Regions from separate parts of the Mus musculus genome. Here region 1 is linked to region 2. A link is a contact called in ENCODE Hi-C or POLR2A ChIA-PET data. All regions are on one chromosome and are shown on one strand. The core of a region is the stretch at or near the end of the contact, and the rest is flanking DNA. Distances in the headings are between cores, read along the strand shown. Region 1 holds the start of Mfsd5 (major facilitator superfamily domain containing 5). Region 2 holds the start of Zfp740 (zinc finger protein 740).

Region 1 (2,700 bases), core at 96-2,595, 76 kb after region 2:
TCTGGAAGAGCAGTCAGTGCTCTTAACCACTGAGCCACCTCTCCAGCCCTGCTTTTTTTTTTTTTTTTAATTTATTAAAGATTTACTTTATTTAAAAGTTTATTTTATGTGCATGAGTGTGTGCCTAAGTGACTATACTCTCACTAGTTTCATGCAGGTCTCAGAAGTCAGAAGAGGTCAGTCAGCTCCCCTGGTGGAGCTGGAGCTACAAGCAATTGTGAAAACTACTCTGCATATTACTCTTCAAAAGCAGTAACAAGTGATCTTCCACCCCTCTGCCTCTCCTCTGCAAGAACAGCAAGTGCTCTTAACCTGTTAATCATGGAGCATTTTCGCTAGGATTTATTTATTTATTTATTTATTTATTTATTTATTTATTTATTTATTTATTTGCTTTCCAAGCGCAAGGACTACATGAGCCACCACACCATGAAAGAAAGGGAAGTCCTGGCCAGGCGGTGGCAGCGGCGCATGCTTTTAATCCCAGCACTTGGGAGGCAGAGGCAGGTGGATTTCTGAGTTTGAGGCCAGCCTGGTCTACAAAGTGAGTTCCAGGACAGCCAGGGCTATACAGAAATACCCTGTCTTGAACCCCCCCCCCCCAAAAAAAAAGGAAGAAAGAAAGAAAGAGGTCCTCTCTAATAATAACATGACTTCTGGCGGTAAAGAAGGTAACTATCTTGGGGGGGAACTCTGCAGGAAGCAGTGTGCAAAGGCCCAGGTGGGAGCCGGTGTAGACAGGAGGCCGCGTGGTAGCAGATAAAGTCATGGACATAGCAAAAAGTCCCGGACAGATGCATTTGCATGTCTTTTGAAAGATGTTGGATTCTATCCTTAGTGAAAAGGGAAGCCATTGCAGGGGTCTCCAGGACATAATATTGAATACTGAAACTTAACATTCCAAGAAAAAGCAGATCCTAGGTAGCAGGAGGTGGGAGTCCAGCTCCAGGGCTTAAGTTTTTGTCACTGCTTCCGCAGCCGGACTCCGGCTTTACACCACACCGCCTCCCTCAGGTGTCTGGACAATACTGACTGCTGGCCGGGAGGTCAGGGGAGGTCCAAACCCTAGGGCAGCTCAATTTAGGGCAGCGGAGTTCATTAGCACGTGGTATCCGCTGGCTCTGAGGGACTGCCGGCACCTTTCCTTCTCCTCCTGGAGGAAAACAGAAAATACACTTTCATTCCGGACGACCCCGCGGATATTGGCCAGCTGGAGGACCCTATGGTACCCGCCTGCTCAGGCGCCCAAGAGAACAGCGCACCGCTCCAGCATCCCGGGCCCCATAGGCTCTTCCGCTCCTGGGCGGGGCGCCACGAGGGGGAGTGGCTTCCTGCCGCGCCCCGTCACGTGACGGGGCTATCATGGCGGCGGCCACGAGCCAGCCCGGCTCCCGGAAGCAGGCTGTGAGGGGCGGGCGCGCTGCTGGAACCCGAGCGGAGCCGGAGCCAGTGCGGGGAGGGCGGCCCGGCGGCCTGGAGCCGGACGTGTCCGGAGCGTCCCGGCAGACCGGGGCAGCAGGTGAGATGGGGGCCGGGCGAGGTGCGAGCGGATGAGGGGACGCTCGGCTGAGGCTAGGGGGCGCAAGGAGGGTCAGCCGTGACCCATAGCCGGGGAACCTGCGGTGCGCGCGCGTGACCGCGAAGCATTGGAGAGGCCGGCCCGGGCGGAAGGGATGCTCGGGAATAGATGTGGAGACACTGAGCTCCAAAACTGGCTTATCAGCGAGGATGGGAGGTACAAGAAGCCTGCAGAACCTATCATGGAGATGGGCAGTAGCCCCTTTTGAACTTGAGGGACCGAGATTACTGAAAGGAGTCCCCTTTGCTGTACCAGGCAAGGGTGGAGCGAGTGCTCTGGCCTCTCCCCACTGTCACCCTCCCCCGCCCCACTGAGTCCTAGGAGACAGCCACTCCTCCCACCCACCCAACTGGTCCCTCCAGTCTCAGCTCTGGGGGAGAGAAATTGACAGTGCAGTTGGGTGGAGTTGCCCTCTGCTTAGACACCTAACTCCTCGACTGTGCTACCTGGATTATGGATGTGACTGTGGCCATCGTTCTCTCCCCAGGTCGTCCGGGGGCCCATCATGCTGGTGACTGCCTATTTGTCTTTTGTGGGCCTCCTGGCCTCCTGCCTGGGTCTGGAGCTGTCAAGATGCAGAGCCAGGCCCCCTGGAAGAGCTTGCAGCAACCCCTCCTTCCTTCAGTTTCAACTAGACTTCTATCAAGTCTACTTTCTGGCCCTGGCAGCGGACTGGCTCCAAGCTCCCTACCTGTATAAACTCTATCAGCATTACCACTTCCTGGAGGGTCAGATTGCTATCCTCTACGTCTGTGGCCTTGCCTCCACGGTCCTCTTTGGCCTAGTGGCCTCCTCCCTTGTGGACTGGCTGGGTCGTAAGAAGTCTTGTGTCCTCTTCTCCCTCACTTACTCTCTATGTTGCATAACCAAGCTCTCTCAGGACTACTTCGTGCTGCTGGTGGGCCGAGCACTCGGTGGGCTGTCCACAGCTCTCCTCTTCTCAGCCTTTGAGGCCTGGTACATCCACGAGCACGTGGAGAGGCATGACTTCCCCGCCGAGTGGATCCCAGCCACCTTTGCCCGAGCCGCCTTCTGGAACCACGTGCTGGCTGTGGCGGCTGGTGTGGCAGCGGAGGCCGTGGCTAGTTGGATAGGGCTGGGGCCGGTCGCACCCTTTGTGG
Region 2 (2,700 bases), core at 118-2,617:
CTGGCCTCGAACTCAGAAATCCACCTGCCTCTGCCTCCCAAGTGCTGGGATTAAAGGTGTGTGCCAACAACACCCGGCTACACTCCCTTGCTTAAGCTAATGTTTAAAACTGTATGATTGTTTCTGATGTGACTCTGTCCATGCAAGTTCAAGAGCCTGTACACACCTGGACTGCTTATTCCTTTAGAAGCAAGGTCTCTTCCCCAACCTGGGGCTCTAATTTTCTCAGTTAAGGTGGAATCCAGCAAGTCCAGGGGATTCTCCAGTCTCCACCTTTGTCAGAGCAGGCTTGTTAACCTGGAAAACAGAATCCAAACTCTGGTCCTAGTTTCCCAGCAAGCACTCTTAACAGCTGGGTCATCTCTTCAGGTCCCTACATTTGTTTTAAAAACATTCCTGGTGACATGTCTCTCCATTTTATGTCAGTTTCAGAATGACCCTAAGGGAAATGGAACTTACTTTAGTGGTGTAAAAGGTACAGGACTGTGGTTAGGAATCCATATGCTTTTTGGATAGTGTCTTACTGTCACTTAAACTCACCAGACAGCAGTTAGAATAGAAACTGGGACTTAAGTGGAATTCACGTTTCCTTCTGCCAAGTGTGCACTTAGAATAGTCCTATCTTTTAGCAGAACTCCTCTCTAATGCTACAAGTGGGGCGCTAGTATTCGAGGATAGGCTCAAATTTCCAAAGGGGGCCTGGCCCAGAGGACAACACGCACTTCCAAATCTCCAACAAGACTAGTCCACTGAAGGGAAAAAAGGCCTTTTCTTGAAAGGAAGCCTAGTTTGGCTAGGTCAAGACTGCGGGGCCGGAGCACGTTTGCCTTGGCTATTGAGGGAACTCACTGAGACTCACATGCAGATTGTGGTTTAGTGTGTACCGCAGGACTGCGCAACGGCTCAACTCTCCTCCCAGCTGACCTCAGTCTGCAGGTCTGCACCCCACAGCAGCAGGCACCGGAAAAACAGACCTCACCAAGCTTTAAAAAAAAGATCAGAGGTACGAACTGTCCCGGCTTCTACCTGGGGCGTCAGGAGAGAGACGGAGATTCTGCAAGAATCAACCAGCGCACCTAGCGAACCTTCTCAAAGAACACTCAGTACCTAAAGGTTCCCTAAAGGTTCCAGGCGAGCCTGGGAGCTGCCCTCAGTGAAGATGGCGGCCGGGGCGCTCGCGCGCCACGGCGCAGGCGCCGCCCTTCGCACCACCCTCCTCCGGTCCTCCGGGCCGTCCCCCTCCCGCTCGCCAGCTGCAGCTCTCCGCGCGTCCCCAGCCTCACCCCTTTTCGGAGGGCCCCCCCTCCTGTCCCGGCTCCGGAGCCCGGAAGTGGATGTGGCCGCTTGGCAAAGAGGGGGAGGGGGACGGAGAAGTGCTTCCGGGGAAACGGGCCCCGGGTTGGTGTTTGTAAACTTGCCTCGGTCCCGACGCGGGGAGCGGCGGCCGCGGGCTTGGCACGGGGTGCCTGGGGCCTGGAGGGGGCGCCGCGCGGCGGAGGAGACGGCGGGAGGCCGCGCCAGGCAGGTAGGCGCGCGCCGCGGGGAGGCAGCGTCGAGCGGGCGGGCGAGCGGGCGGACAGCAGCTCGCAGGCCGTGGGGCGCCGCGCGCGAGGGGGGAGGGGAGCGCGGCGGAGGAGGGGCGCGCGGCGGAGGGAGGGGGCGCGAGGGGAGGGCCGCCGCCGCCCCGCCCCCCACCGCCCCGCCGGGAGAGGGGGCCTTGCCCGGGAAGGGGGGGGGAAGCGCGGGCGCGAGCACGCAGGTCGCGCGCGGCTCGGCGCTCCCGGGGCTGCGCGCTGCGGCTGCCTGCAGAGCGCGCGCACACACGCCCGCCCTCCGCCTCCGCGGCGGCGAATTTACGAACCTTCGGGCGGACTCCGAGCGACGCTCACGTGCGGGCACTGCCAGCCACCCCGGCGCTCGGCGGAGGCCTCCCGAGCTTCCTTCCAACACAGTTCTGCCCTCGTCTGTGGAGTGCCAGCTTTGCAGGCCGGCCCACTCCGCACAAAAGCCCCAAAGGGCCTCCGCCCCCTTCTTCCGTTCCTAAGATGGCAAATCCCAGCTCTTACTCTCTTGGCAGATCCTCTCTATAGGAGGCCCAACTTACTTTTGCTCCCGTTGGCTGCTCTTTCGGCCCAGGAGGCCAGTTTCTTCTACTGACCTAGAAAGAAAGCTCTCGACTCATGTCCTCCTTTTGAGCTTCAGAACGCCCAGCAAAATAAGTTGAGGGAGCTTCGATCGTTGTTTGGCCTGAAGATGTTACACCTAAGGGCCTCATCTCCCTTTCTGGTTTCAGGTTTCTGGAACAGACCTAGAGCTTCACCAAGAGAATTCAACTTGGAAACCAAGACTGGTAGACTCTCGTTTCTTCCGACAAGAGGCAGAAGTCAGAGAGAGACTGCGGATTCTTGGGACACCTGTTTTCCTTTTGGAGGACACCGAGTTCTTTGAGAAGACAGTTCAATATGGCAAAGGAACTGAAAGAACGGGGAGGAGCCGTTACTGTGATTTGGTGACGGTTCTTCAGACAACCAGTGTCTTAAGGAAAACTGGGACAGAGAACTTCTGAACTTTTTGGGTTCGTTAAGTGAGAAGTCAGCATGGCTCAGGTAAAAAGCTCTCGAGTCCTCCTTCAAGACCGTTCACTGGGAAGCCTCTTTGCAGTGTCACCCTTGAATTCTGCCTTAGCCAACAGTATTGACC

The links. A loop is a pair of places that touch in the nucleus more often than their neighbours do. ChIA-PET counts read pairs that join two places held with the same protein, here RNA polymerase II (POLR2A).
Region 1: a loop to region 2 is called in a map of heart, with 4 times the contacts of the local background. The contact joins the promoter of Mfsd5 here to the promoter of Zfp740 in region 2. A Hi-C loop is called at or near these places in 1 of 37 maps with a recorded cell type or tissue (heart). POLR2A ChIA-PET finds 5 or more read pairs at or near these places in 2 of 5 experiments (Patski and embryonic stem cell).

Annotation. Positions count from the first base shown.
Region 1 is chr15:102,278,111-102,280,810 of GRCm38, forward strand. It overlaps Mfsd5 (major facilitator superfamily domain containing 5), which reads left to right and starts at 1,346. Exons shown (of 2, transcript NM_134100.4): 1 at 1,346-1,519; 2 at 2,067-2,700. The coding sequence starts at 2,085.
Region 2 is chr15:102,202,278-102,204,977 of GRCm38, forward strand. It overlaps Zfp740 (zinc finger protein 740), which reads left to right and starts at 1,368. Exons shown (of 8, transcript NM_001289691.1): 1 at 1,368-1,525; 2 at 2,294-2,700. Csad (cysteine sulfinic acid decarboxylase) reads right to left here. Exons shown (of 18, transcript NM_001359126.1): 1 at 1,862-2,700; 2 at 860-983; 3 at 167-297.